Linked DNA regions of Mus musculus: region 1 is linked to region 2. Evidence: chromatin loops called from intact Hi-C (ENCODE). Cell type or tissue: heart. All regions are shown on one strand. Links, peaks and the distances in the headings refer to the core of each region. The heading gives the core; the rest is flanking DNA. Region 1 has its middle 14 kb from the start of Fat1. Region 2 has its middle 72 kb from the start of Gm30397.

Region 1 (12,160 bases), core at 1,550-9,549, 240 kb after region 2:
AGGAGACAGCTGGTCTCGAGATGGCCACACTTAGGAGGTAGACAGTGATACCTGCTTCTTCTCAGCTCACTTTCTCCCTTTTATTCAGCTAGGAACCCCATCAATGGAATGATACCACCCACATTTAGCTTGGGTCTTCACACTTCAATGAACATAATTTGGATAATCCTTCCCTCACAGACAGGCTGAGATAAGTTTGTTTCCATTGTGACTCTAAATCCTATCAAGCTAACAATCAATAGTAACCATCTTAACTACCCACAGGAGACCAGTTTACTTGCTGCTGAAGGAAAAACCTTAAGAATCTTTCCATTTTTATTATTAGAATGAGTCCCAATTCCTGTTAACCAGCAAGTGGAAAGAGGTATACAATGTATTACTGTCATATTCTAAATAGTTTTTTGTTCATTTGTAAAAGGATTTTAGTTGTCATAGATCATGCCAGATTCAAAGAACACAAATTCTGATACATGCCAGTTTAAATAATATGGAAATGTTTGCTCTCCCATATAAAGTCCTGAGCAAGATGTAAGTGATTTGTGTCATTGGCTTCCCACCCGACACAGATCCTGGTTCAGATCTCTTCTTCCGTAAGCAGGTACTCAAACCAGTCCCTGGTATGATGTTCTAACTCAACAATGTCCTTAGAGACAATATTTCTCGTGCATCTTTATTAGAAAGAAGGGTTATTATTTTTTGTTGGTTTTGTTCTGTTTTTCCTTTGTGGAGGCCCCAGCATATTTACTCTACCATCTCACTGGCCATGATTGAGTCATAGACCCATGAGGAGGAGGAAAGAACTCATATCTTGCTTTTTGATATATCAGGTGTTACAGAACAGACAGGTAGGACACCACAATACCACATTTCACAAGTAAGATCTTGAGAGTTCCTCCTCAAGATTTGTTTAAAAGTGCGACCAAGATAAGAGATCTAGTAACAAAAATGTGCAGATGGGGGACTATTCTCCAGCTGAGATGACTTATCATATTGTATTAGTTACCTTTCTGTCACTGTGGCAAAACACCATGACGAAGCAATTTATAGAAGAGTTTTTTTTAGTCCCAGAATCCCAGAGGGTAATAGTTCATCATGATATGGAAATGACAGGCATGGCAGCTGGAGTACCAAGCTGAGAGCTCACATCTTGAACTGTAAGCACCAAGCAAATAGAGTGAACTAGAAATGGCTTTAAACTTTCAAAGCTCACCTTAGTGATAAACTTCCTCCACTAAGGCCACACCTTCTGTCTAACCCTGCCCAAACAGCACTACCAGCAGCACCAGGGACCAAATGTTCAAATGCATGAACTTATGGGGAGGATTCTCATCCAAATCACCACATACCTAGAGGCACGGGTGAAGCAAAGAAAGGAGAAGAAAGAAAGAAAGAAAGAAAGAAAGAAAGAAAGAAAGAAGGGAGGGAGGGAGGGAGGGAGGGAGGGAGGGAGGGAGGGAGGGAGGGAGGGAGGGAGGGAAGACAGACAGACAGACAGACAGACAGACAGACAGGAAGGAAGGAAGGAAGGAAGGAAGGAAGGAAGGAAGGAAGGAAGGAAAGACCAGAAATTCTAGACTAAGGCTGGGAAATATTAAAATGCTGGTCATGAAATCCTGAGATAGCCCTTGTCAGAATTCATTGAGCATCCTTGGTGTGTGTTTTTCTGTTGTTCAGCCTAAACAAGCTAAAAGCCATATGCCGACTTTGAATTTAAAAGCAATGTGCCAGAGTGTATCTATATCTACCTAGCAAAATAAGAAATCCAAACAAGTAATGGTTGCATTGCAGATATATTCCTAAACACAATCAGGATGCTCTTCTTCTGTGATTAGAGGACTCACTTCTGAAGACGAATTCCTTCACACACAGCAGAGCTGCTAGAAAGGAACAGACCTCTCTGGCTGAGGCTTGATCAGGGCTTTACCCTCTTCCAAGCCAGTTTCCAAACTACAGCTTTGCTGATGTTTAAGGTAAGACAGTCATGGTTCATAAGGAGCACGGACGAAGAGCAGGCTCTCAGGAGCTGCGCTGCATTACAGTAGACAAGCATGTTGGCTTCACAGCTAGGTAGCTGCAGACTTTAGCCCCAAACATTGGGCTATCCTATCTACAGTACACTTCAGTTTCTCATCTATGAGATGAGGGTAGGGGGGGATTCATGATGAATGCTTTCTAGAATTCTGCAGTCGGGGCTTTCAGAGACAACCTAAGGAAAGGAAGGTTTATTTTAGCTCAAGGTTTCAGGACATTGTCATATATCATGACAGGGCAGAACGGGGCAGCCCATTCGGTGGGTTAGAGTGGCTGAGCCTGATTCCTGGAGAACCGCGGTGTGGAGGGGCCTATGATCCTCAAAGGGCTGTCACTAGTGGCTTGCTTCCTTTAGCCAGGCCGTATTACATTTTCCACAGTCTCCCAAAACAGTATCAGCCATAGAAGAACTTAAAACATGAGCCTGTGAGGGCACTTTAAATTCAAACCATAAAGGACATTGTGAGAATATATCTATATCTATATCTATATCTATATCTATATCTATATCTATATCTATATCTATATCTATATCTATATCTATATCTATATCTATATCTATATCTATATATCTTATAGTATATATTAATATATACTAATGTATTGTAACATATATATCCATATAACATATATATATATGCATATATATATCCAAAAGAACCATCAAGAAATATATATATATTTTTTGTTTGTTTGTTTGTTTTGGTTTTTTTGAGACAGGGTTTCTCTGTATAGCCCTGGCTGTCCTGGAACTCACTCTGTAGACCAGGCTAGCCTCGAACTCAGAAATCTGCCTGCCTCTGCCTCCCAAGTGCTGGGATCAAAGGCGTGCGCCACCACACCGGGCCTAGGATGTATTTTTAAGAAAGCCTCCATTACTCTGAATTGGGGAAGGAGGAGGAGCATCAACAGCTCTACAGGCTGGGCAGTTGTGTGGCTTAAGGTTCCTCTTGAAGGGTGTACGCAGACCCTAGAGGAGAGCTGGATTTGAATGCAAAAATAAAATAACTAACGTCTGGGGTCATGGTGAGATACTTCCTGCCAGCCCCAGAAGTGTGGGTGCAAGAAGGGGTAAAGGGGATGTGACAGAGCTGAGCACAGTGCAGAGGGGTGGAGAGAGTGGGGTGCGGGAGAAGGTGAGATGCGGGTGGGATGCAGGGGAGGGTGGGGTGCTGGGAGTTAGTCAGGCTCTTGAGAATGCTATCTTGTTTAAAATTATTATTTTCCCTGTGCTCTGTTCTAAGCAAAGATATAAAAACAGCAATAAGGCCGTGTTACTATATCTTATTCCCATAAACACACCTCATCTATTAGGACTTGAATCTTACATAATCTCACTTAGCAAGTTGTTGGTACTTGAGAACTACCTGGGGAATGATTGAGTCCTTTCATGATTCTGCACTCCCATACTTTAGAAGTGACTCAGTACTGGAGTGGGAACTTGAAATGTAATGCTTGATGTAGCCTTAGAAAAAGAAAAAAAAAAGATATATAGCAAGGTATTTCTAGTAGTATTCTCTGTTGTGGTTAAGATGCTTTTAAATTCATTTTGACTTGAACAGCTACTAACCAGATGTGGGTAGTCAACGTATGATACATAGTTGGAAAGATTAAGGAATTGAATGTTAATTTACTTTTATTTAAACCAAAATAGCCAATGGCTAGTCCAGGTCCAGTCTCATTGCTCAGGTCAAAGGGTTTTGTTCAAATTATCCTGTCCTCAACTTTTAAAAACGTGCCTTTTTTTTTAAAGACCGAATACTATCAATAAAAAGTAAACTCCTCTGTGTTCTTTTAAAACTGGAATACCTTGGTTTGCCTAAGCAACTCTAAAGACTAGTTTATCAAACCAAATTGACTTGTGCACGCAGCAGTGCCTCAGGAGAGTTTGCATCATTTTGAGCACTTGTGTATGTGGTCAATGTCTAACATCAAGTGTGGACCTAAAAGCAGGGCTGAGCATGCGCAGTTACCATAGTGAGGGATAGAAGTGACTAGGCACTGACAGGCTTGCTTGATGAAACAGTCTCTCGGATTCCCTCCTCCCCAGCTGCCCCTGGATGCTCAGTGGTCTCTAAGTTTATCCCTCCCCCCCCACCTCCCCACCCCCGCAGCCAGCCCACCTCCCTTATAAAAAATTTCAGATCGCAAAGGAAAATCAGGGGCCTGGGCGAACACGCGATAAGAAGTACCCTTTACATACATGCTAGACATTTTCTAAGATGGTCAGTAAAAAACATATCTGCACGAATGGATGCTATCCGTGTGGCAAACAGATGAGACCCAGGGAGGCTTGCTTGTAACGTACAAGTTTTACCTTTCACAACAGATATTGGTCCCATACTACCTCAGATGAGGGAGTTCACTGCAGCTTGGAGCAGTTCTCAAGTCTATGCACACACCCACAACATTCGGTCTCTTCCTCTTTTCTTACCGTTTGAGCCCCCTAGCTTTGTTTGCTCTTAACCTCTACACAGACCAATATATTTACGCAAACAGATGAAAACATGTTGATAGAACCTGCCTCCAGTCCCATCCCCTTCTCTCCTAGGTTCCTTCAAATCTAATAATAATCTTTTGGGGCAGTGTCAATTTACATAAATGGCTCCTTTATTTTCTCATGCTGTTCAGGAGATGCATTTTGGTATTTTAGTGGCATTAAAAAAATATCCCATAGTAGATATTTTCCCAGAGCCTGGACGCTTATATAAAAGCGACATGTCCATTTATAAATTAAGCTTCAACGGGGTTTGCATTTTTGTAAATTTATGTTGTTTCAAGGTGTAGGCAATTGATTTGTGTATTAGCCATTATCACTACAGATTACTTGTAAGACACGTTAAAAAAAACTAGCTCCGCCCCTGTCGCTTCCCCCTACCTCTCGAAATCTATGATTCAGACTAGGTCTAAAGACAGAGGAGCATTTGGAAAGGATTTGGAGATTAAAAATACGATTTTCAACACAAAGACCACAGCAGCGTTGGACAACGAGAACTATTTAAAATTTTAAATAGTTTAAAAATTTAAAACATCACATCTCCAGAAGTTGGAGGACGACAAAGTCCGAGTCGTCCAGTAAGCTTGCAGAGACTGATCGCGGTTCTGCCCTGCAAAAACCCGGGCGGGCGACACAGACTCGTTGCGAGGAGTTTCAGCTGCAGAAGAGGAAGAGCATCACCTGCAGTCCGAGGCGTGGGAAACGCTGCCGGACCCGGTATTTCCGAAGCCCGGGAGGCGAGCGCCACGGGGGGCCCTGGCTGGCTGATTCCGTGGTGAGTGCGAAGAAGCCAGCACTCGGCGGAGCCCCAAGACTCCGCGGGGAGGAAAGGGACGGACATTTCTTCCTGGGACGGCTGCGGCCACGGAGATCACTGCAACGGGGAAGCTGGAGGCAGCCTGGGCGTCCTTAGCTGCAACTGGCTGGGAGGCCGAATGAAGTCGGAGAACCCGGTCAGCTCCGGGGAGTCGGGGGCGAGGCGGGGCTCTGACGTCACCTCCCCTCCCCCCAGCCGCTCCTAGAGGGAGGAGTAGGGAAAAGAAGCAGAGAGATCCGCCGCAGTTGCCAGCCGTAACTCCTCAACTCGGCAGCTGGCTGCCTGGACATGTCCTGACAAACTTGGCTTCCCCTCGGCGCTCTCCCCAGACCTCGTGCGCTCTCTCTCCACCTCTTTTGGTGCTCAAACTTTCCCCGGGTCGAGAGCCACAGAGAAGGCGCCCACCTGAGTCCCGCCAGCACTGGAGGAGGATCGCGCTCTGCTTGGGGATATGCTGAAGATCCAAGGGAGGCAAAGTTGGTACTTCGAGCCCGGATCCTAACAAATATCCAAACGGCGTGGGAATTACCCAACTGCCGGGGACTAGAAGGGAGAGCACCGAGGACCGGGCTACTGTGGTGAGTTCTTTGTTCATTGCATGCCTGGTAGAATTGAAGTTTTAATTGTAAATGAAATAACGTGGGGGTGTTTCACAGTAAGCGAGTGGGGAAATCATGTGTATCCTACAAGGTCTGCGCTCAAGGAACTGGACTGCCCGCGGCCTTCACGGGGCGCGGGAATGAAAGGCAAGCATGCGCAGCTTTTGGAATTCACAAAATACACACAGAGCGCTGTTCAAAAGAACTTGAGAAGTGAAGCCGTTTGTGCATTATTTTCAGTGTAACTTGTTATAGAAATGGTGCCCTGGGAGGGCGCGTTGGGGACTGAGTGATCTGCAGTGGCGCAGCGCCCTCTAGTCCGAGCATTGGGCAAGGCGCGCTCCCAGCTCTCAGCTCAGTGTAGACCTCGAACTTGGACCTGCCGGGTACTCTTAACGACGTGGACCAGACAGAGCTTGATCGCTTCCACCCTAGCCTTCATTTACGCCGAACGACACTTAATGCATTTTAGAAAACCAGCTTGGGTGGACCGAGTGCAGAGGCAGTGCTGGAGGAGCGGGTTTTTTGGGGGAGGTTGGGGGGGAAAGTCCTTCCACCTAATTTCAATGAGGCTCTGGGGACAGGGTCAAAGAAGATCGACTATTTAAAGGATGTTCGCGGAACTTGAACTACACCTCTCTTCATGTGATTCTCTCGTAGCCAAAAAGGTATCTCTCCATTTCGTTCCGTTGGTGGCTAAAGGATTAGGAAGATGTGGCAACACAGGAGACTGCATTTTTGGCTTTCGGCAGTTCCTGTAGCGACCAAGTGCAACTTCTAGTAAGCCTGGATATTTAGGATTCTTAATTAGATATTTTAGTCCTAGTAAGCATTAATATATCAATGAATGTTTTTTTAACAAGAATTTTTTTGTACCATTTAGAAAATCCAGTGATGATTTAATGTTATTGAACGATGTGTATTTATACTTTTTATTGTTCTTTCCCTCTCCTAGCAGCGGTACCCTAGGCCCTCTTACATCCCCTCCCCCAACGGCTTGCTTGCGTGTGTGTGTGTGTGTGTGTGTGTGTCTATGTTTTGTTGAGCGTTAAAATTCCGGGGAGGGGAGGGGGGGATCGCAAACTGGTTGAGCTTGGAGATCAGGTCTCTCACTTTCGCAGCGTTCACTGACCGGTAACTCTGCGAGCACTTTGAGCAATTTGTAAGCCGGGGCCAGATGAGTCTTTGGGTTTTGCCTTTTCTGGGTGTTGTGAATATATGTGTTCTAAATACCGAGCGGGGAATTCAGAGGTACGAATCAGCACACTCATTCTGCAGGCACTACTTTTCCTTCCCAAGCGTAACCTGCTAGACACCATTATTATTATTTTTTCAGCCACCTCGCTTTAAGATGGCTTAAGAAGTGACGTTAACTTTGAGCCAAAGAAATACACTCTGGCCCCCGTCTGCGGTGCAATTCCCTCTGCAGCTGCCTCCACCCGCTCCTAGGGAAATCTGATCTCTTCGTCCTCGCAGCGTTAAAATGTTCGAGCCCCACAAACTTTCCGAGGTCAAGTCCTTCCTTTTCTCTGAGCTTCCTTTCCCAAAACGTGGCTGGCTTCGGCTGAGTCTCCTTTGCTCTTCAGCCGGTACCTGGAGCTCTGCAGGCGCCGGGGATAGACTTGCAGCACTAGGATGCGCTGGCTGGACGCTCGGGCGCCAGAGGGAGTTCTGCAAGTGGGGAGCCTGCTTGCTGGGGATCTCTCTTTCTCACCGGAGCTGCGGGGCCAGGCTCACAGAGCCTTGGGGCAGAATTAAACGCTGAGAATGCTCACAGGGAGGCTCAGCACCCTTTGTCCCGCAGACCCCGGGATTGAGAGGGTGCGGCGTGGGGGTCGTCTGTCTCGGAGACTGGCGTTGGGGCTCACCGCGGCGATCCGAGAGAGTCTGAGGTCCAAGTGAGTCTGAATTAACAGGTCGCGGGAAAACTTATGCATTTCTTCTGGCCTAATGTGGATTTCAGGAGGAAGTAAATTCCGACCTAACTGCATTCCTTTCCAGACCCTCTGTAGTTTTTCACCCCAGAGGCTGCAGCCTGGGAGAGAGGCATTCAAATGCGGATTCGGGGATTTCCTGGAGGTTGGGGGAAAAAAAAGTCTAAAGGAATGCTGGGGTTGGGGGCCGGGCGGGGCGTTGTTTCTTAGGTCCTAGGCGACTTCTCCTCACTTTCTGTCGGTTTTTTTTTTGGGGGGGGGGAGACCAAATGTTTCCCCTATCTTAGCAGGGAACATTCAGTGAAATTCCTCCCAGCAGCAGCAGCAGCTCGATATTCTAACACAGTCCCCAAACTGTCCCTCTCCGTCTGGCAAGCTCCTCGAAAGGCGCTCGCCTCGCTCTGGGTCGGACGCCTGTCTGGGTAGCCCCCGGGGCGGGCAGGCGGGCGGGCGGGCGCTTCTGCCCGGGGGCGGGGCGGCCTCGGGCTGCGCGCACTGAGTCGAGGAGTCTCGGCGCTGGCGAAACGAGAGCCGGCGCTGGCAGGCGTGGCCGCGGGCGGAGGGATACACACGGCGGGGAGCTAGAGCGCGCGGGCCGAGCTGGACGCGGCGGGGCTGGACGGACGGCGGCGCCATGCGGACGTGCGGGTCCAGTGCGGCTCCCGGCACAGCGGGCTCTGGCCGCCGGGCGCGCTGAGCACCCGGGCTGTGCGCCCGACCGCACCGTCGCTAACTTTGGAGCCAACTTTGCAGTAAGTTTGCTGAGGGCGGCGTTGAGGCTGGGGCCGAGGGTGAATGCCGGCTCTCCCTCCCACGCTCCTCCGGCTGCACCGTGGCCGAGGCTGGTGCCGGTCTCCTTGCCCACTAGCAGAGTTGAGTGGCGGCTCTAGGGTGCGGAGGCGGAGGGGTGGAGGGACCGGCGGGACGTGGAGGGAATGGTGATTGCAGAGTTGGCGTTGGACGCTGCGGTTCCCCGGCCAGCATGCTACTTCCCGCAGCGCCAGGCTGTCTGACCCGGGAAACCGGACTGCGGGCTCCGGGTTCGACTCCTGTCCATCTCGGCTTTGGAGCGGTTTCTAGATAGAGATGAAAGCAGAGCCGATCGCTTGAGCGTGGGATCTTTGAAATGGAGTCGCTGAGTTTTCTTAGATGTTCTGTGCTCGGAGGAGTGCAGCGCCGAGATTTAATGCGGCTCCTTTGCAAGACTAAGCCTCCGGGGTAGTTGTGCGGCCAGGCAGTTGCCTGTCTGTTTTCTGGAAGATAAACTTATGAGATCTTTATTAAAAGAGAGGGTCTGTTTCACAGTCCTCTCTCTATGGTTCCTTTTAGGAAGCTAACTTTCGGTTGTCTTGGAAGAATCCCACCCCCCACTGATGGGAATTGCAGGGCCTTGGAAACAAGGAGACAATTGTGTGCTATAGCAAAGTAAATTCGCAAATATTTTCTATGTAGTTAATTTTTTTTCATGTGCCTGAACTATAGTTTCATTAGCTGGCTTTTGTTAAGCAACTCCCGAGTGCTGGTAGAGATTTTTTTTTCTTTTTTCTCTTTCTTTCTTTCTTTTTTTTTTTTTTTTTAACAAGCTGAGAATTTACTTAGACTACATTAGAATCAGAAAAGATTTAAAAGGCACATAACTTACCTTTGCAGAAGCTAACTTGTGATGCTTTGTATTTTTGATATTTAATACTTTAGGAGCATATTTTCATGTGCTAATGCTAAGAGCTATTGATGTTTTTTCACATCAGTCGTAGCTGTGTGACCAAACCACACAGTTGTTGCCTCTACTCCACAACTGTATTGGTTCATTCTGGGTTATTTGGCTTTGCATCTCGGAAATCATTGCTCTTATCTATTAGAACTCTTCCTCTCTCCTTGTTAAATTATATAGAGATATACAGGTATTTAAAACAAGATTTTTTTTTAAATGATACAACTCTTAGTTGTGGCTGAAGTAGTATTTTACAAGCTTAGTGTAAGTTTTGTTTAAAAGTTTGCCCATTTCTTGAAAAAAATAACATCTTAAATAAGCCAGCCCCCCCCCCTTTTTGAACCCCCACTGTGAAAGGAAGTAAGGCTGTTAGAGGCCTTCATAAAGTCCTTTGGGCCACCTGTGAGTTCATTTTTGTGGGTAAGTAGTCACTCCATGTGTCTTTATTGGTTTCACATTGTGTGTGAGTAAATGGATCAGTTAACTTCATAGCAAAGATGTGTGTTCAGAGTAATAAGGGTCTCCTTTTAACTTCTCCTTTGTAGGGTACATCTTCGGCTTCAGCTCTTGGGCGTCTTTGGAGAAGGCCTTTCTTTCTAGGTTAGAAGTGGAAGAGATCTTAGGGCATTGATTCTCTTAGGCTACTTGTTTCCCACCTAGGTCTGGCTGGTTTTATACATATACTCAACAAACCAAATCACATTGGCACATTCTAGCATCAAATGCTGTCTAGATGCCTGAAGGACCTTAGCTCATAGAGGAAGAGGAAGGACTGCATTCTAGTCTTCGTGGTTGGGGATTTACAGTAGGAAAGTTCTTTTTTTTTTGAGCAGATTGTGTGGCAGGTGAAAGTTGTTCAATTACGACATGTCTGTTTGACTGGGCAAGGTGGCACTTGCCTTTAATCCCAGCACTCAGCAGGCAGAGGCAGATGGGTTTCTGAGTTCGAGGCCAGCCTGGTCTACAAAGTGAGTTCCAGGACAGCCAGGGCTATACAGAGAAACCCTGTCTTGAAAAACAAAACAACAACAACAACAACAAAAAGACATGTCTGTTTGTCCTTAGACCGCAGAAAGGTGCTTTCAAACCAGATGGTATACACCACTTAAGATCAGAAAGTGGCTCGTACTCCTCTGAGAAGAAACAGTTCTATACTTAAAACCTTTAGAAACTTGTATATTGACTATTTTCAAAGATTTTTTAAAAAAAAACAACCTTTTATTATTATTATTTTTAATGTGTCTGGCTGTTTTGCCTGTTTGTATGTCATGTGCCATGTGTGTGCCTGGTGCCCTCAGAAGCCAGAAGAGATCTTCTGGAAATGGAGTTACAAATGGTTGCGAGTTGTCATGTCAGGGATGGGAATTGAACCTGGATCCTTGGGAAGAACAGCTGGCCTCTAAACCCCTGAGATGTCTCTAACCCTTTTCTCTCTTTGAAAACAGGCTGGCCTTTTCTTGAAAGATCTAGATTTAAATACTTCTGAGATTCTTGCTGAATTCCAAGAGCTCCTTGTATACTTGAAAATAAACACATGTATTGCTTATGTGTTTTATATAAGCCTTTTGGGAATTCAGTCATTATTTAATCTTTGTCCTTTGTAGAGTGTACAATCATTGGGCTCTATGACAGTCTGAAGTAGGACACTGATGTGGTATCACCTGTAGGCAGTTCTGAAGGGTTTTGAGGTGGTGGTGACCTAATTTTGGACCAGCCAGGAATTTAGAGCCAAAAGGGCCACCATCTATAATGCTGTTCCTGGCCTGGTGGTTGCCCCTGAATTCTTTTCTATTAGGGGAACAGAAGCACTCTCATATTTTCCTTGTGCGTGTCCTCTCCCGTTTAATCCAGCCTTCTAGCCTCCTTTCTTGGTTGTTTATCCATCTGTCCATTCGTCAGTCCAGGAACTGTGAGTCTTCTCTGCAAACCCCGGGGCTTGACGAAGTGGATGTGGGCGAACAAGTCAGGTTTCCCATCCTTAAAGAGCTCAGATCTGGTGAGAGAAGGCTAGTCAGCATTGGATGTTGGAAGAGATCGGTGAAGATCACAGTAGTCCATCCTAGCACTTGAGCAAGCTGGGGCACCTGCAATAGGTGGATTTGGCTGAGTCCCTCATGACTGACTGGGGAGTGGGTTGGGGCGACCAGGAATGTCCAAAGTAGCATGTGGCTTGTGTGACTTGATTGTGGTCGGCTCACTACAGAGTAAAGAAAGAGACCTTAGCTGGAAGAAAATGAAAACGCTGGGTGAGTTACCGCGGATGCTTCTTCAACTTAGTTCACTGGACTTCCTTCTTGTAGCTGCTGTCTTCTTTTGACCAGGGTAGAACAGAGGACAATAAAAATGACAGTGCCGGAAGTTGGCCTTATGGGGCAAAGGTTAAGGACACGGAAACAAGGAAATGCTGAAGAGAAGCCACTGAACTGTATTAGGAGACTTAAGTTGCATTGTCTTTCAGATAGGAGGAAGTGTAGCTGTTGCTTTAGATTAACGCGCCCCCAGCCACACTGGTTGGGAGTCCTGCCCTCAAGACAGCTTGGCATGATACAAGCCTGTGAGAAGTGCCCCTTT
Region 2 (12,160 bases), core at 2,497-10,496:
TCAGGAAATGCGTACATTTGTCAAACAGCTATCTTGAATGCACACCTGGAATCCATGCGCTCTGGCCTAATATTATATTCATTTTTCCCCTTAATGTTTTTCTTAACCGACAAATTATTTCAGAAACATATTGCTCCCTCTCCAGGGGTAAACATGTGGTAGATTGGGGATGAGGTCATACCAGCAGAACACCTGGGCTCTGTGGTGTCTCTCCTGTGGGTATTAGTCAGCTTGGGTTTAAGAATAAGTACCTTTTCCCTTATACTTTAGGGCCTGGAAAAGGAACCAGACTATATCAATGAATAACATTTTAAAGAAAATTTCAATTAAAATTTAACTGAGCTTGACCTTTAAAAAAAAAAGTTATTTTCTTAAACTAGCTTCCAAATCCTTTCAGATTACTTTCAGTGTATCTGAACTGCAATCAAGTAGTAAATAGGTTAGATCCATGGTTCTCAATCTTCGGAGTGCTGCTACCCTTTAATACCCTCCTGTTGTCGTGACCCCCAACTCCAAAACTATTTTCTTGCTACTTCATAATGTTAATTTTGCTACTGTTACAAACTATAATGTGCAATTTCTGATATTTAAGATGCTCTTAGGTGGCCCACATAAAAGGGTCGTTCAACCCCCAAAAGGGTTACGACTCACAGGTTGAGAACCACGTTGTTCGAAGAATCATAATTCCAAATAATACAAAAGAGACAAGTATACAGGCACTGTATATGCTCAGATATTAAGTTGAGAAGTTTTCCTTTAAAGTACAGAATCCCTCATCTTTATGATCTTTTAGAATCAGCGATGCTGTCTTGACTATTGTATTATGAAGAACAAAATTTGATTTATGAAAAACAAATTTTACTGCAGTGACCCCAATGACAGGTAGCTCGCCATTAGAGATGTTGCCCTTCAGAGTTTCCTTTAAGAGACTTTGGACAGCTGTAGCTGTCATTACTAGAAGTAAATGACGTCAAACTTACAAGCAATGATTATGAATGTAAATGTAGGACAGATGAAAGATGAGTAGCAAAAGATAAGTCTTCCGGTTCTGTAAGGGGGTCCATAGGGTTGAATAACAGTTCATAAGGCAACATGTTATATAATCCAAAAGTTACGGTCTCTGAAAACACGCAAAACATGACAGGAGATAGCCACTAAAAACCTCAAGCTGAGCATGGTGGCGCACACTGCAGGGTCCAGCCTTCTGGAGACTGATGCAAGAAGATGGGGATTATGAATTTGAAGCCAACCAGAGACCCCATTTGGGGAAAAATTATAGTTCTAGTGATGATGAAGATCACAATCTAAAGGCGAATATTATAAGCTAAAACTACTTTGCAACCGCTGAAAGGGAAACATAAATACTGCTCAATTGGTGTATCATTTAAATATGAGATTTTAAATACATACATGTAACTAAACATATTAAATATGTTTAGCATAGATGTAAATATCTGTATGTTCAGTACAAGTCACACACTCACACACACACATACACACACACAAACACACAAACACACACACATCCAAGATCTTTTAGCACTGGATGTACCATAGATTCGAGGTCAGCTAATATTTGGGCATCTGCACTAAATTCTCTGCCATACCTGAGGTGATGGAGTACAGAACAGCAAAAGAAGCCTGAGTGCCACCTGCCCCAGAAACAATGCTTACCCTGGGCCGTGATGAAGAAAGATGTATGTCAATAAAGTGTAGAACATTCCGCAAGTTTCAAATAAAAATCTATTCTTCTTTAAATTTACTTTACCTAACAAACAGGTTCACATTATTAATAATGTAACACATGGGAGTTATTTAATGAAAATTTAACAAAATAAAGGAGAATGTTCCAACAATGAGGAGTGTGAAATATGCCACTATTTCTCACTCTGCCTGCCACTTCCTCTGAGGCAAAAGTGATCATTAGACAATGAGATTCCTCCCACCTGCCAAAACCAGGAGACGGAGATTCCAAGACTCGTAGGAAATCCCTTATGTCTGCCTCAAAGATCACAGCTGACAAGGATGAGATTCTGATGTGTGAGCTGCCACACTTCATAAGAAGACTAACAATTAGGACTATAAGGATCTGAGTGCCAAAAAAAAAAAAAAAAGGTCTACAAACTCTACTTAAAAGCCAACGAAAAATGGCTTAAAGCAAAACTCCCAGAATTATATCCGCCAGTGCAGCGTGCTGCGACTCCACTCAACCCTTCCAACTTTCCTCAGCCAAAATATCAGATCTTCACTTAAAATTGTAGTTGCTCAGATTCAATGCTGCTGACAATCTGAGAGCGATATTCTGTAGAAATGTTGTATATTACATACATACATGTGTTTGCGGTGCTCCTGCCCTGTCTTGACAACCTAAAATAGTCACAGATGCTGCCACATGTCCCCTGAGAGGTAAAAATCACTCCCTGTGGAGAAATGACCTATCCAGCATATGTCCAATATTAAAAGTCCAACAATGACCGCTACTAGATTTTCTGGATAATCAGTTCTAAGCAAGAAAGGGCTGGGCTTAAGGACAGGAGGTAGCAGGTGGTATCAAGTTTGGAGGTAGGAATGGAGATGGCAGAAGGAATGGTTGAATACTTCTCTCTGAGGGTTCAAAAAGAGACCCTGGAGTCAACCTTAGTTTTGGGCAATGAAGTAGTTTGCTCCTGGGCCTGTGTACACCTGGAGGCTGGCGGGGTTCCTTCTTCAGGCTTCCTGGTCTTTCTGGGTGGCTTCATCCTAAATGTTAATGGAGAGTGTTGGAGCTGCTTGTGGAAGCAGGGCGGGAGCTGCCCCATCAGTCCATCTGTTCTTCTAACCACAAAAGCCACGCTCCCTCCTCTCTCTCGGGTGTCCTGTCAAACATCTTTAAATAGAAGATATCACTGCTACATATTCTACAGACATATGCCAAAAATGAATAGAGGCTCCTTCTCTGAGTCTATTCCTCTCAAATACTCCCCACACATCCCCAGCAGTAAGAACACATGCCTCCTCAGGCAAAGGAATTGCAAGGTAGGTCCTTTGCCTTGCCCCTAAGAGACGTGCTCTTGTTTATCTAGGTGGTGAGGAAACTGATCCAGTGTCACATGGACTTTATCAGTTCTGCTTGCTTTTTCTTTTCCAAGTTCACACACACACAGAAAAAAAAAAATGAAAGCTGCTTAATTAAAATCAAGTGGTCTGAGCTAACCTCCCACTTCCCTCTCCATCTGTGGAGTATTTGCTTCCAGATAGACTCAGCCGGTTCCATTTTTCACCCCCGGGGCTGACACTAGTCCAGTTCAAATCCACCGTATTGCCAAATATACAGAAGCAAGCAAGGCTTTCCCGAAGATAGCCATCTCTTTGATGTGAGAGGCCTTGCTTTTCTACACGGGTAAAATGGCTCTCTGTGCTACACCTTCCCAGTTTTCGTTGGCAAACTACATCAGGAGAAGTGCCTGCAGTTCTCGCTGCTGCCTGTCTTTGACTGGAATTCACTGATGTTAAACTTGCAAGCTATCTTTTTTTTTTTTTTTTTTTTTTTTTTTTTGCAAGCAAACTGGAGTGAGGAAAGAGTTCGATTTGACAAGGCACATGATTTTCTACTTGCCTTTATTCCATTTTCAAGGCAAAGGTCTGACCAGCTGGAAATTTCTAGAAGTAAATATCATGTCTCTTTCCCTGTCTTCCCTGCATGTCCACTTCACTGCTGGAAGCATGACAGAAAAGCAATAGGAATTTTTTTTTAATTGAATGGAATTTTTTTTTCCTAAAAGGAAGTTTGGTGGTTTCCATCTTCGTGATATGTGTGTGTGTATGTGTGTGTGTTTGTGTGTGTGTGTGTGTGTGTGTGTGTGTGTGTGTGTGTGTGTTTATATCAGGGCTTCACACTGACCAAGAACTCATTTATATGCTAGAATAGATAGCCAGGAAGGCCCAGATTTGCTGTGTCTCCTTCTCCCCAAATACAAGTACAAGTGCGTACTTGGAAATACAAGAGCACACTGCTGCTGTACCCAGCTCTTCCATGGGTTCCCAGGATCCAAGGCCAGTCCTCATTCCTGTATGAGCACTGACTGCATCATGATGTCACTTTCATCATTCCTTTGCAGATACCTAATGTAATGAACTCAGAACGCTGACTTCAGTCTCTGATTAGCTCGGTCATGAAGTCTACCCAGTATGTTGGTGGCTTTCTGGAGGAAACAGCAGGGAATCACCACAAAATGTCACCGTCTAGTAGCCAGCATTGAGATGCCAACTCCCTTTGAAAGTTGGAGCAGGAAAGGACACATACACCCCTTCTGACATCTTCCTCTCCGAAGGCTTCTTGAACTTAGTGAGTTTTCTGCATCCTTTGAAGGTCCCTTGAAGGCTTTGCTTTCCCAGGGAACAAACACAGTATCATTTTTCAGATGCTTAAAGCCTGACAGGAACAGCAAGAGCTGCCTTCCCAGTGACCTAAATTTGCTTGCACTATGGAGACCGACTGAGGACCTGCACCTGCTACGTTAGACAGCCACAGCTGCTCTGCATCCTGACTCTCCTAAATAATGACGCAGCTCAGATTTTACTATATTTAAAAGCAGTCTTTTTTTTTTTTGCATATAGAACTTCTCTACACTAACTCGACTTCTGACCTTATTATTTATGAGGGTCACATTATGCTCTTCAGACATAAAGCCAACACTGGAAACTCACACAAAAGTCCTAGGGATAGATCGAAATCGTGTCTGTTTTGGGGCAGATGACTTAACACAGTCATTCTTGGTAAGAGTGACTGTATTGAAACACTTCTACGTTCTGCAAGGCGTTCGGAAATGTAAAGGGATAGGTGACCCAGTCACTCTCTGAAGATCTCTGTAAATTCCCTAGCATTCTGCCTATTTAGCCATTCCCTTTATATCACAAGGGATTCATTCTTTCACTGCCAAGCAAAATACTGCAGGAGTATGTCATAGTAGCAGGTTGTATATTCTGTTGGTGAGCATCGAGATTAATCCAAATTGCTTAAGAAACAATTTAGCAGTGTCTAATAAGCTTGATAATCATCTACACTGGAGGACTCAAAACTCTCTAATATTGTTCCATGAGAAAGCTTCCCACATGTACAGGTATAAAATGTTCATAGTAACATTGATTTTAAAACAAATAGAATAAAATAAATACTATAGAAAGAACATGACTGTTAAGGGCTGGGTAATGTGTGCCTTTAAAGTCACCTCTGCCTGGCTCTGAAGGTATATAAATGAACTTAACTGCTCTGCATCTTCATCAGCCTTTGAGAGGCCTTTGAGGAAACAGTCCATGTCTGTCCTCAACTGTATGTACAGATCCTAGATTAATGCCTCCCACACAGTTGGTTATTTGATAAGTAAAAGCTTGATGATCAAACAAAGGCTCAGATGGATACAGCGCACTTCACAACCCTGGACTTTCTACCTGATCAGTCCGAGTACCTGGACCAAAAGTACCTGAAAATTGTTTTAACCATGTACTTCTGGGCCTTACCATAAACCCAGAGTTAGAATTGCTGAAGGCAGCTCCAGGGAATCTGCATCTTAGCCCACGTTCCTGTGGTCCTTCAATGGGAACAGAAACCACAGGCTTAGAAATGCACATGGAGCGTCTTATAAAGCAGCCTGAGAGAAGATAGAAAGCCAAAGGAGGAAAGATGACAACTCAAGCTGCCTCTGCGATGATTAAAAACATACAGACTAGGAAGAGTCAGCATTTTAACTGCTGATAACTTTCCATGCTACATGTCAGGTCTAACAGTGCACTGCAATTCCAAGAAAACAAACAAAAAGAGTTTCACAAGGAACTCGATTACACTTCTGCACCCTGTTTACAGGTTTAAACATTAAGGCACAGAGATGTTCAACAGCTATTCAAAGATGTAGTTACTAAGTGTGACCCCCTGGATCCTCCTAAGAAGTTACAAGTGTAGCCCCATATGGGTGTTGTAACAGGCGAAGTAAGACTATATTACAGTTATATATGTCCTAAGGAGCCACAAAGTATCACTAATACATGTAAGCCAAGAACCAGTTGGAGATGTTTCCCTTCCTGCAGGGACTCTCCCTAGAGCTGTAATAATTGAGCAGGCTATATTCTCATTTTCTGCAGGCTATACCTAGAGGGGTCTAAAAAGAAGATAGGAATACAGAATTTACATAAAAATAGACACTGCCTGTTCATCCTAGCATTCCCCGGCTCTCCCCCAAATACTTCAAATGGAGTTTCTGATTGTCTTGATTTAGCAAGGAGGGCTTTAAGCCTTCCGATCCTAGAACGCACTGGATGTCTATTAGGCCAGCAGGTGCATCAGTGCGGTATTTAAATCTCGTTCAGAACCACGTGCTAAGACCCAGAATAAGCCTTGCTTCTACCACCTACCCAGTCTGCCTGGGACGGTTGCAAAAGGGAAGAGGGCATCAACCTACAGATCCTTCTCTTCTGCAGACAGTTGAGGCTGCAGGAGCTGCCACCAGCCCCATCCCATCATCTCTCACTGGCTCCACTGCTAACTCGAGTCAGAGATGGACAGGCAGAGAGGTGAATCCAAGCCCCATCTGGAGTTTACCACCATTCCCATCAATAGACACAGTGGGCTCTTATCAGTTAGTATAGAGAAGAAAGACTTCAGAAATGTAGTCAGGCGTCCTTTGTGCACAAAGGAACTTAAAATAATTTCTAAGCTGGGCACTTCCCATTCTAAAATACACAAGACGTGAGAAATTCCAGGGATTAAATAGGAGACAGGAAAAGGCGCGCGTGGATGCCAAGCTCTTCCAAATGCTCCGGTCCTCAACTTGATTAACACTAATTCCTGCAGCTGCTCATTTTCTTCTCCCCGGCCTCTCCTCACCTTGATCTCACTGGGTTCTCTCAGTCAGACATTTGGAAGGCTAATGAAGTGCCCGGTCTGATTTATACACACAGTGAGTGCCTGCTTCCTTTGCTACCACAGATGCAGCCAGCAGAGCACGTATTCCCTTTTCTGAGTCTTTAGTGTACAAACATGTTTTTATCTTCTGTAAGTGTTCCCAAAATAAGGGCCTCTAGAGACCGCCCGGGAGTCTGATGTCTCATTCCAGTCCCCGAAGTACTTTGAAATAGTCTTATCGCAGAAAGCAAATCACGGGGCTCTCAGTTTTCCCATGCTTGTGATGTCTTTTTGGTGACTTCACATTCTGTGAGCTATATTTAGTGGTTAAACGCCTGGCTGCTGAAGAGTGACTCTGTCTGTTTGTAGACTGTGAATAAAAGAGTCTCAATATATCGACAAAATGTTCAGCTCTATTCTATTGATCTTCTCTGGCGAGAAATCACCTATTTCATCAAAGTGAAGGAAGATTCTCAGCATCTTCCAACACAGGTGTAACAGCACTTGTGTAAAGGCTGACTTAATGCAAAGAGACATTTATAAATATCCATTCATTTATTGAACATGTTAAGAACATTTCTAAACTGGAAGTGATGATGCCCAATATTCAATGTATATTACTTAAGTATTAAAATGAAAACTGTTCCCAAGGACAAGATAAGTGGCAATCCAATTTAGATACTTTTAAGGGTGAAGGGTAGACTAGAAGGTAAGATGATGTTTGGTATAAAATCAGTATATCAGCAGAACTGCATTTTAGGTCTTGATACCCTTAGTATCCTCCACAATACTTCTACTCTCCAATATAAGAGTAACTTGCTAAAACAAAAATACATATATAATTTTCTTCATGCAGGAAATATTGTGGTTTGCTATGATAGAAAGAATACCAACTTCATTTTGGAAAACATCCAGACATGTTTAGGAAACAACAGGCAGGTATTTGTTGACAAACTGTAAATAAGCAACAGTAATAGCTGAGGTTTCGTTCCCCATAGTGAGGAACCGAAGCACTGTCTGGACTGTTAATCCCTAAGCAAGGCCTTCACAGCCAGATCATGCATCCTGGTCTTCCCTTATCTCGGCTGGAAACTGCTCGGATCCCTTCCCTTGCTGGCTCCCATCAATAGCAAAATACATTTTTCCCCCCAAAGAAAGCTTCTTCAGTGGCTTGAGGTTGAACGGGAAACATCACTCCTTCCATTTAACTTCAATTTTGTCTCTGAACAACAACAACAAAAAAAAGCCCAGAATCAAACTGAATGTGTTTTTCAGTGAAAGTAGCTCTTTATTGGTGATTATGCATCATGAACTTTGATGAATGAGGGCCAGCAGGCTGTGCTCTTGGAACACAGCCAAGTGGAGAGACGAGGCAGCTGCTGCGGGGAGACTGTGGAAATCTGGCCCTGCTGAGGTCTGAAACTCAGGCACCAGGGCGAGGGGCAGCTTGGGGTTCATTCAGGTCTGGCTTAGGCAGCATGAGGGTCAATGGAACTTTTATCAGATCACGTGAGAGGTACCATATCTACACGGACAGCAAGAATCTTAATGTCTACAGAGGGAGGGAGGGAGGAAGGGAGGGAGGGAAGGAGGAAGGAAGAGGGCAATAACAAAATATACTAAGGACAAACTCCAAGGAAGAGAACTGTCACCAAAAAAAAAAAAAGGAGGATTTTCGTCAGGGGGCATGTCAGACCCAAGGCTCACACATAACATACACCATTGAACCCTTAGCCCAGCGTCAATGACTCCACCAGCGCCTCACTAGGTGTGGCCTATCTACTAGTTTGGTCTGCAGGTGTTGGCACCAGTGACTTCAGCTGGGAAGGCAGAGAAACATTACATGCAATTACTTATTTGCATTCATGACTCTGTGCATTCTATAAATGACCTTACTTAGCCATTCAATTACTTTGGTTAGACAGTAATTGTATTCTCTCATTAGCCAAGTGGGAGGTTTCATAAGGCTGAAAAAATGCAGTTCTTAAATGTACTTAGGTCATTAAAATTCACAGTAAAGAAGGTGTACAGGTTTTGTTTTTATTATGTTTTGTTTTAAAGAAATCTCCAGGCCTGAAAAGCTGTGTACTGCTTCAAACGCCCTTAACAGCCTTTTGTCAATGCCACACCAGAGGGCCTGGTCTCATCGCACAGGTGGCCTTTGCCCACTGCCTCTCAAATGCGGTCTTTGCCCAGCCTGTCAATCTGGTCCTTACGTCTCAGCATGGACTGGCTTCTACTGTTGCCCCTGAAACATGTAAATCCAAAGCTTACACTCATTGACTATATGGCATTATTTGACCCTTTTCTAATATACTATTATGTATTTATAAATATAAATGCTCTATATTAGATAGATAGATAGATAGATAGATAACGTATGTACGCATGCTATTTTATATGCTCTGACCAGTGTTCTGCTGGTGTTTCCTCTACCTCTTAACCATTCATTTCCTCTATTCCTGTTTAATTTTCTGCTTCTATCTTACTTATTGTTGCACTTCCTAGTTCTATTTTGAATCTTTGTGCTACTTCCTTTGTGACACTTACTCCCAGGACGCAATCTTCCATACCCCGCTGTTTTAACCACCATCCTTCTGGGAAAACCCTGAACTTCCCATGATGCCTGTGATAGTTTGTATATGCTCAGCCCAGGGAGTGGCGAGATTAGGTGTGGCCATGTTGGAGTAGGTGTGTCACTGTGGGTGTGGGTTACAAGACCCTCACCTTAGCTGCCTGGAAGCTAGTCTTCCACTAGCAGCCTTCAGATGAAGATGTAGATCTTTCAGCTCCTCCTGTGCCATGCCTGCCTGGATACTGCCATGCTCCCGCCTTGAGGAAAATGGACTGTACCTCAGCCAGCCCCAATTAAACGCTGTTCTTTATAAGAGTGGTCATGGTGTCTTTGCCTTGGTCATGGTGTCTGTTCACAGCAGTAAAACCCTAACTAAGACAGAGCCTAAAGCCCAACAACCACAACTTGCATATTTCACACTTCATCTTAGCCAAAAGGCCGAGAAGCGATAACTTGCATATTCCTCGGTGTCTCAGACTCCAAGTTCTTTGTGTCTTCACCTTTAAAACCAACTTCTTACTATTGGTCTTATCACCACCACCAATTTGGTATTCATCTAAGCTAACATCTCCATCCTTCTGTTTGTATCCTTAGTTACTCCATTCATTCCTTGGGCCCATTCATCTGGCTGGTTCTCTATGTATCTTGTTGGTCAAGATTCTCTTCCCAGTGCTTTTTCTTTATTTCAGGAATTCATGTTCCTGTTCAGACTCATCCTGGGCCTTCTTCATTTGATCGGTTCCTTCTTTGGGATCGTGGCTGAAGTATAATGGGCTTAGTTTGAAGTAACTGGAGAGAAGAAACAAAGACTAAAAAGAGCAGTAGTGAAAAGAGATCACTCTCCTGATCTTCAGAGTCAAACCCTCACTGTGCATTGGTGCGCACAAGATGCTCTCCTTGGAAGGTGGGCCGTTCTAGTGCAGGTCCATTGCCCTGTGAAGATTTCCGGGAACGGACTAACTCTGTGCTGACTAACAGACAGAAAGAGACATAGGGACATATCACCATGCACAAGGGAAGAATTACACACAAGGGAAGAGAATCCCAGAAGGGCCATACGGCACACAGTTGAAGCTTAAATAACTTCCCATGCTACGGAGAAAAAAAAATAGAGGCTTGGGTCCGGGTGGCCTGGAGAGTCTCTGGAGGATAGTGATGGCAGGCTATAGGAGGAGATGACTATGAACAAGGATGTGTGGACCGTCGTCAGGGCAACCTCTCAGAGGAGCCTTCAGAAGAACAAACGGCAAGTGCGTATCCAGGAGAGCTATCAGAGGCTCCAGCATCTACTAGCCTCTTCTCCCCAGTAGTTAACCTTTCCTGGTTAATGTACTTTGATGATAATTTGCATTCCTTCTGGGTAGAGAGTCTCAGAGAAGGCCCTTCCTTGTATGATAGGAGAAAGGGATTTAGAGACTTCTAGAAGGTGGAGTGAAGAGAGGAATCTTAGAGATACTCCTTTCAAGTGGAGCCTTGGAGTTCAGAATTGCTTTGGGGTTTGGGGTTTGGGGTTTGGGGTTTGGGGTTTGGGGTTTGGGGTTTGGGGTTTGGGGTTTGGGGTTTGGAACACCACCTTCAACAGGGCTCTATCAGCAGCAAATGTCCTCCCATTTGGGTACGTTATCATCTAGATCTCTGTGTCTCCCTTTATCAGAGACCCTGCCCTGTCTCCTTGGGTCATGCTGGTTTACTCTTTGATCATTCTATGGCTTCCTCGTGCCCTTCTGCAAGACTACGTCCTTCTGTATGAAGCATGATCTCTTAACTAAAGATGAAATAGACCTTTTTTTTTTTTTTTCACTTGAAACAAACAGCGCTGCTGTTTGTTGCCAGGGCGCTTGTCTTGTAATATATGGCATCCTGAAGCCCTAGCCTTTGGAGCTCATGACTTCCCCAGTCTCGAGTGGATCTGTATCAGTCTGTAGAAGGTCCAGGGTGAAATTTACCCCAGGGGACATTGTATGGCCACGTCCTAGCACTTATCCTGGCTGATGGCATTCAGCAAACGATATCTGCTGACTTGATCACCACCTGCCCACTTTCAGGCAGACATTCGGACTATCTGCCTTAGCCTTGCTCTCCCAGCCCTGACTAACGACCACGTTATCACGTTCCCTCACGGCCCAGGCATCCACCAAGTACATGTATTCAAGGAAAGATAAAGTGTGTGACCCAAAGTCCTCTCAACCACAGAAAAGGGTAGCAGAGATAAGCACATAAAATAGATACATCAACCCCCCAACACTTGGGAGGTCCTCCTGGTTCAAAAATCACATTTGAGCGTTGCGCTCCTGGGGTGGTCTCTTATGACAGTGATTGCCCTGAAGCTCAATCTGCAGCGGCAGAATCCCAAACTGGCTTTTTTTCTTTCCTGATGTTCCTCCTCTGCCTTACAGTCCCACTGTTTTAGCTCCCTCTGCTGATACGGCTGCTTATCCCTGCCCAGCCAGCTCAGTAGAAGGCACAACTCGGATGCCCGCCAACATGACTGAACGCTAAGATGTCTTCTCGAGCCATCTCTATGCTTCCTTTAGAAGGGCAGTAATGCAGATTAGGAAACCTAACGCATTGCTGAGGTTGCTTTGTCTGAATCCATTTAGACGTCTACGACAAAAATACTGTGAGATGAGTGGGTCCCAAAAAGCAAATATTTATTTCTCACTCATAGTTCCAGAAGCTGGGAAGTCTAAGATCAAGTTACTGCTATCTGG

Evidence for each region. A loop is a pair of places that touch in the nucleus more often than their neighbours do. Peaks named below come from ENCODE experiments on the same cell type or tissue, not always from the same donor. Only the 100,000 strongest peaks of a DNase experiment are listed, where the experiment ranks them.
Region 1: it touches region 2 in a loop (8-fold over the local background); 5 of 42 quality-filtered maps call a loop at or near these places.

Annotation. Positions count from the first base shown.
Region 1 is chr8:44,929,699-44,941,858 of GRCm38, forward strand. It overlaps a transcript of Fat1 not described here. Among named protein-coding and RNA genes, the nearest start is that of Fat1, 14 kb to the right of the region's middle. In heart, for the core only: CTCF peaks have their summits at 5,214, 6,260, 7,606 and 8,530; DNase peaks (open chromatin) are centred at 5,533, 6,293, 7,593 and 8,423; H3K4me3 peaks cover 5,665 bases; H3K27ac peaks cover 4,469 bases.
Region 2 is chr8:44,688,028-44,700,187 of GRCm38, forward strand. No RefSeq gene overlaps it. Among named protein-coding and RNA genes, the nearest start is that of Gm30397, 72 kb to the right of the region's middle. In heart, for the core only: a CTCF peak has its summit at 7,004; DNase peaks (open chromatin) are centred at 7,064 and 8,254; H3K4me3 peaks cover 438 bases; H3K27ac peaks cover 3,106 bases.